Regions from separate parts of the Homo sapiens genome. Here region 2 is linked to region 1. The links are chromatin contacts, found by Hi-C or POLR2A ChIA-PET in ENCODE. All regions are on one chromosome and are shown on one strand. Each heading gives the region's core, a stretch centred on a gene start or an enhancer-like site at or near the end of the contact. The rest is flanking DNA. Distances are from core to core; before and after follow the strand shown.

Evidence for each region. Hi-C counts contacts between places; a loop is a spot of excess contacts on that map. ChIA-PET counts read pairs that join two places held with the same protein, here RNA polymerase II (POLR2A). Pooled maps may share reads with other maps.
Region 2: a map of Right ventricle myocardium inferior shows a loop between it and region 1 (1.8-fold over the local background). The contact joins the promoter of LINC01177 here to the enhancer-like site in region 1. A Hi-C loop is called at or near these places in 3 of 168 maps with a recorded cell type or tissue (A673, Right ventricle myocardium inferior and left cardiac atrium) and 7 of 50 pooled maps. POLR2A ChIA-PET finds 5 or more read pairs at or near these places in 1 of 52 experiments (Panc1).

The regions. Positions count from the first base shown.
Region 1 is chr16:9,306,682-9,309,959 of GRCh38, forward strand. No RefSeq gene overlaps it. Among named protein-coding and RNA genes, the nearest start is that of LINC02177, 47 kb to the right of the region's middle. Within about 2 kb of position 2,015, at least 4 of the 41 ENCODE cell types and tissues checked have a DNase peak (open chromatin) inside an H3K27ac peak, as active enhancers do.
Region 2 is chr16:9,442,980-9,446,647 of GRCh38, forward strand. It overlaps LINC01177 (long intergenic non-protein coding RNA 1177), which reads right to left and starts at 2,006. Exons shown (of 4, transcript NR_126397.1): 1 at 1,954-2,006; 2 at 1,006-1,173. It overlaps LINC01195 (long intergenic non-protein coding RNA 1195), which reads right to left. Exons shown (of 5, transcript NR_126349.1): 4 at 3,192-3,250; 5 at 3,034-3,089.

The DNA.
Region 1 (3,278 bases), core at 765-3,264:
TTTGCTTCCCCTCCTGCCTTGCATCAGAAATATTCTCTGGTCCATCCACACCAAGCAAGAATGGCGAGTAACATGTTTACTATGGGCCAGCTAACATTTTACACACATTTTCTCCTTCATTCAAACTACCAGGAGTGCCTTCAAAACAGACATGAACGTTTTTGCCTTTGAGCTTGAAAGTCCTCCATGTTCCCTTTCTCAATCACTCCTACTCACCCCTCAAAACCCCATTCAGGCACACTCTCCTCTGTCAAGCAGTTAAGAGCATAAACCCTGAATCCAGCTGCCTATCTAGGTTTGCATCCTCCTCTGCCTCTTACTTGCTGTGTGTTCTTGAGCAGGTTGCTTCACTTCTCTGTGCATCGGTTTCCTTTTAAAACATGGGATGATGATAATATTTACCTCACAGCATTGAAGATTAAATGCGATAATGAGAGTGTGTGAAATAGTACTTGCTACATAATAGGTGCCCAGTGAGTGTTAACTATTACTATTATTACTTGACTTTCTTTGACCTCTCCCCCATCACCATCCTATTGCACCTGCTAGGAGCTAGGTCTCACAGGGTATTTCTGGATTTATTAGGAGGTGTTCGTAAGAGTTTGTAGAAGGAAAGAATGTGATATAGATACGTAGTAGCCACATTTTATAGGATTGGTTGCTAAACTCAGCAAGCAAGCAAGCAAACAAACAAACAAAACAACCCAACCCCAAATAAACTTCTCAGCTCCATGTAAACAGATTCCGCTGCCACTGAGGAAATTCTGTTACGGTTTTCCTGGGCAGATTGAGATTCTAGATAGTGTTTGGGGGCTTTTAAGAATTTAGCCTAATAAGGGGTGTTAGCTAATGATAAGGAAGGAGATCAGGCTTGGGAACTCCACCCTGGGCAGCTCTGAAATTACTGGCCCTGGAGCTGGCAGAACTCCAGAAGTCCAGGTTCATTAGTTCTGTCTGCCCAGCAATGATGGCAGCAGTAGGAATAATAATCTCTCGTATTCACAGAGGGCTTTACTCGTTCTCATTTTCGCCCTCTCTTGCTCTGTGCAGCCATTGCATGCTGGAGTTTATAGTATTACAGCTCTGCCCTGGCTGGTTGTCTGACTTGGCCAACCCTCTTTACTTGTTTGAGCCTCATTTTCCTAATTTATAAAATGGAGCCCAATACTACTTATCTTATGGGTTGTTGTGAAAAGTGAGGTTTAGATCAGAAGAGGCATAGAGTTGGTGGTGGGCTGTTAAATCAGCTCTTTGAAACAGAAGCCCTGATGTGTAGTGTTTGTCAATTTCCAAGGTATACACAGTCCTTCCATGGTGGATTCCAAGCAGCCAATGTGACATCACTGAGTAGATTTGGGAAGAGATATGTGCCATCTACTTTTCTGTGCAGCTGTGAGCTGACTCCAGCACATTCTGTTAAACCTCTTACACTAACTCTGCCTTATTAGTCAGTGGCTTCCCGATGTGGTGCTGAGAAAGATTCTGAGGCTGTGTCTGGGAACAGAGGAAGGGGGTAATTAAATTCATTATGGCTGTCTGCCATGGCTGATGGAGGAGAGATGGCACATATATGTAGGGACTTATTATCCCTGGATTTATGAGACTGTATGCAAAAGTCCTTTCAGGGTTTGACACCCAGTAGGCATTCAACCAATGGTACATATTGCAACTGGGTGAAGTGACAAGGATCGTTTCTTGTTTTTCATACATTGGCACTTGCTGAACACACAGGCAGCAGTTAACTGTGCCAAGGGTTGATAAGTGCCACCGAAGCACAAGGCAGTGTGGTGTAAAGGACAAAGGTTGGGCTTTATGACCTGGGCTGGTATTCTAGCCCATTGGTCATGCGACCTTGGGAAAAATGGCTCATCCTCTCTGATACTCAGTTTTCTCACCCACAAAAAGGAGACATTACTGGAGAGATTGAATATTACATCCATTAAAATGAAGCGTGGGAGCTATCGCTGGTGTGTTTTGTAAGTGGCGGTTTCCTTTCCCCTGTTCACTTTGAAGCTGCAAGTGGATTGTTGACCCGTGGCCAACTCAGTGCCATAAACCCTGAAAATCCTGGTGATGATTTCCAAGCAGCAGTAAAACTCAGAATCACTCACACGACTTCTTGTCCCACTTAAAATTTTCCCTGAGTTATTCTTTTCCTTTTGCAAATAGAAACAAGAATACAATGGAAAAAAGTGCTACCTACCCAAACTCTGCAGGTAAATATCCATAAGTAGTTCAAGCCTAGGAACGGCCTTCAATGACGGACAGGGCGGTTTTGTTTTTGTCACATGCCGGGTTCATTATAATCCTTGGAAAAGCAGGTTCCCAGAGAAATGCTGATACAGCTTGTCTCTGTGTTGCTATGATACATGCAAAGCATCACACACAATTAGATCCTGAAATACGGACCCAAGTTTTTAATTACCGAGTTCCTGCCTGTCTTGCAGGGGAGCTTTGGTCACTGTGTACTGATAAGTGCTGCCTTTTGTGTTATTTCCTTTGTGGATAACAAGACTAATTGATCCCCACAATTTGGCTTCTTTTTATTTGGAAGATGTAGGCAGGAACTTGGGCTCAAGTTGAGGAGCCAGTTCCTCCATGAAACAGACTCTCAGGAGGGCAGTGAGGGGCAGGCAATGAGGGGTGCAAGATTCGAGCGTGCAAACACGGAGTGGCACTCACTGTTAACTCTGTGTGTATTTATAGAAGTCATTTAACTGCTGTGGTTACAATGAGGACTTTTTCCTTGGCTGATTTGATCGAGGGGTCTATGGTTTTGCCTTTGGGATGCTAGTGGACACGTAAATCACACGGGTGGGTGGTGTCCTGATAAATGCAAGATTCTAAGTGAGTTGGTCTAAGGTGAGGGCCGAGACTCTGCATTTCTGTCTAACAAGTGCCTGGCTGATGCCAATGCTGCTGGTTTCTGACCCAGTCTGTACTTTGAGTAGTTGAAAGGAGCATGAAAGCAGTTTGGAAAGTTATTGTACCTTGTAAGGCATTTTATATGGAAAACACTAACATAGAAATTTCATCAGCTGCCCAGCTAGATAATGCTTACTATGTACCTTGGAAATACCCAGTGGTGCACTAAGATTGGAGGCAGTGACCTGGATTGTAACTCACTGATGCCTCTGGGCAGTAAAGGGAATAGACAGTAAGGGCATTGGCCCCAGAAAGACCTGAGTTGGAGCCCTGGCTCTGCTCTTTTATGGATGTGTGATCATAAACAAGTCAGCTCTCCTGTCTTGGCCTCAGTTTCTCTGTCTGTTACATGG
Region 2 (3,668 bases), core at 756-3,255, 140 kb after region 1:
ATGTATTAAAGACCGACTTTTTATTCATATTTTATCTAATCCTCACAGCAACCCAAGAGGGAAATGCTATGATTATGCCCTGTGTGTTTACAGATGATGATCTGAGGCTCAAAGAAATGAGGTAACTAATGGAAATGCAGCACTAGGAAATGATGGAGCCCAGTTTGTCCCGAGGTCTATCTGACTCTAAAGACCTTGGTCCCTGCACCTCAACACAAGGACGGGGCTTTCACAACTGGGTGAGGAAGGAGAGGAGGGAAGCAGGGAGCCCAGAAGAGCTGCAGACGAGTCAAGCAGAGGCAGCTCCTGTAGCTACACCCTCGTGTCAGCAAGGAGGACCTCAACTGCTCTGGGAAACTGCCTGATCTATGATATTTAAAATGCCTTCTTCATTTTGGGAGGCTGAGGCTAGAGGATCACCTGAGTCCAGGAGTTCAAGACCAGCTTGGGCAACATAGGGAGACCCCCCCCATCTCTACAAAAGAAATTAAAAAATTAACCAGGCATGGTGGCACATGCCTGTAGGCCCAGCTATTCAGGAAGCTGAAGAGGGAGGATCGCTTAAGGTGGGTAGGTTGACGCTGCAGTGAGCTATGATTTTGCCACTTCACTCCAGTCTGGGCAACAGAGCGAGACCCTGTCTCTAAAAAAATAATAAAATAGCCTGTAATCGCAGCAATTTGGGAGTCCAAGGTGGGCAGATCGCAAGGTCAGGAGTTCAAGACCAACCTGGCCAATATGGCGAAACTGTCTCTACTAAAAATACCAAAAAATTAGCTGGGCGTGGTGGCACATGCCTGTAATCCCAGGTACTCGGGAGGCTGAGGCAGGAGAATTGCTTGAACCCGGGAGGTGGAGGTTGCAGTGAGCGGAGATCGCACCATGGCACTCCAGGAAAAAAAAAAAAAGCTTTCTTTCTTTTAGAGTCTATAAAGATTTTTTGCAATTTCTTGACCTTTGGTGGGGTCTACAGACTCTTAGGAGCATAGCATGTAGAGGAAGTACCTGGCTTCCAAGGCTCAGCTGGAATCAGGAAGAAGGTGTTCGTTGGTGGGCTGGCCCCTGTGGAGATGTCTTTCTTCAGTGAGCACCTGCCCAATCCCCTTCCTCATTCCCTTCACACACCTGGCTTTGTGGTCACCTTTCCCTGCATGTTGGTCCGGCTTGTCCTGTCTTTCCAACATTTGAATATGAAGAGCAGGGACAAGTGAAGGGTTGAGTTCACGGCTTTGTGTGCTTTCTTTACAGTCTCTCTATAAATGAATCCATTCAGAGAGTTCTGGCAACACTGTGAGCTCTCTTTGAAGTTCCCTTGCTCAAAAGGTCTAATCACTGTCTCACTACGTCTATGCACTATGCACTTGGTTATGTAGGGGAAAAGGGCTTAATGACACACATGGGACCTCTTCTTCATACCAGGTCTTTGGTTAGCATATTTAATCCTCACAGCAACACTATGGAAGGAGGGCTTTATAATCCCCAGTTAACGGTAAGGCAATTGGGTTTTGGAGAAGCAAAGTGACATGTCCTAGGTCACACAGCTGGTAAAGAAAAGATGCATGACTAGAACCTAGGTATATATGATTCCTGACCCTGTGCCCTGGCTACCGTGCCAGCCTGGGAAATTATGGGGCTTTGAGATGAAAATAATTGACCAGACAGCCAAAAGAACATGGGGGTAGATGTCACAGCTGTCATGACCAGTGGCCTCTGGTGAATAGCATTATACAAATGTAGAAATGGTTTGCTCTGAGGCTGAGATGAGTCAAGATCTGGAGAAACAGTCTTGATCTACAGTGGTCAGTTGCCTGTGCTGGGTACTACTGAGGACAGCTGCCCAGGAATGGAGGCACTGAGTGGTGCAAAATCCGAGGATACGGGACACCAGGGGAATCCACCTTTCGGAGCCTGCCCTTTCACAAAGGAGCGGCTGCGTGCTCCCAGCCCACTTACCAGGCTGTGTCATGCTGAAGTATAAGCAGCTCCGGAAATACCCCATTGTGTCTTGTCTCCGCTGGGCCTTGGCACAAGCTGGTCTTCCTTGCTGGAGGACGCCTCTCTGCCTGGCTGATTCTCATTCACCCAAGACGAAGGCTGGAGATATTTAGTATCTCCTTTGATTGGTAACTGGTTCTAGAACCTGTGATTGAGGAACAGGTAGGGGAAGGGGTAGAGATTCACTGCTTTCCTGAGAGTTCTATAAATCCTGAGTAACTTGGGATCTGATGTAGGAGGCAAACATTGTGGAGACTCAGAGTTGGGAGACGAAAGTATGGAAGTAGCTGGGGCAGCTGGGGGCTTAGGTGGCTCCACTGGAGGTGATTGTATATTATCATGTGTTTTAAGAATAAGACAAAGTTTTGAATTGTAGCTTAAAGATACAAATCTCAATCTCTGCTTTTGCTATTGATTTGAATTTAAAAAAGTAGGATGTTGGGTTTTGGTCAGAGGACTGAGTCTGCATAGGGAAACATTTTGAGATAATTCTTCTCTGTGGGCCAGAGGTCCTCCATAAAACTTTTGTAGAGGTTCCCATAGTGCTGTGGGTAAGTAGACTCCGAGGTCAGAAGACTAGGGCTGGAATCCCTGCTTCTCTGCTCATCAGCCATAAGTCCTTGGACCAGATACTTAGCTGTTCTGGACCTCAGTGACCTCTTCTCTAAAATGGGCATATTGATGCCTACCTCGTGGGATCATTACAGGAAAGAATAGAAGGCATGTTAAATGCTTAGCTTAGCGCCTAGCATTCGGTAATGTGATCATTAAATGTCAGCTTTTGTTATTTTTAATACTTTTAAAAGCTCAGGTTTTGGAATCAACACAGATACGTGTTTCAAAAAAGCATTGTCATTTGCCTGACAATGGAAGGGTAAATTAATTAAACACTCTGAGCCTCAGTCTTTCTCCTTGCAAAATAATAGCAGCAACAATGAGGAGGACAACAACCACATAACGCATCAGGATCTTGTAAATTTCAATGAAAGGTAAGGCCTGTGAAGTGATTAGAAAACTGGTAAACATTCAATACATAACTTGTATTATTTTTTCTTATTCTCTTGGTCTTACTGGTGAAGGGCCATTGTCTGCTTCTGTGAAAGTACAGAGAGTCCAGTAAATCTTTAGAAAATATGCAAGCTTGACTGGTCTGTGTTCTCAACACTGTCTGAAGAACCTGGCTGAGTCCTACTCACCCAAGACAAAGGCTGGAGATATTTGGTATCTTCCTTTGATTGGTAACTGGTTCCGGAACCTGTGATTGAGTAATACGTAGAGAAAGGGGGAGTGATTCACTGCTTTCCTGAGAGTCCTATAAATCCTGAGTAACTTGGGATCTGATGTGGGATGCTGAGAGGAGGAGGCAAGCATCGTTGAGACTCAGAGTTGGGAGGTGGAAGTATGGAAACAGCTGGGGCTTTTGGGGGCTTAAATAGCTCTGTCGGAGGGTACTGTGAGACCTGGGCCCTGAGGGGTTATGATGGCAGCAACCAAGACAACGTCTGTAAAATACAGAGCATGATCCATTTGCAGCAGGCACCTCAGCAGGGGTCCAGGGGAGCTGGGAGCGGGATCATGGTTCTGAGTGCACAAAAGGGAAGGCTGATTAGAGGAAGTTCTGCCCATTTTCCTGCTATTTCCCAGACATTCCAGGACCAAGAGTCACTTTTATT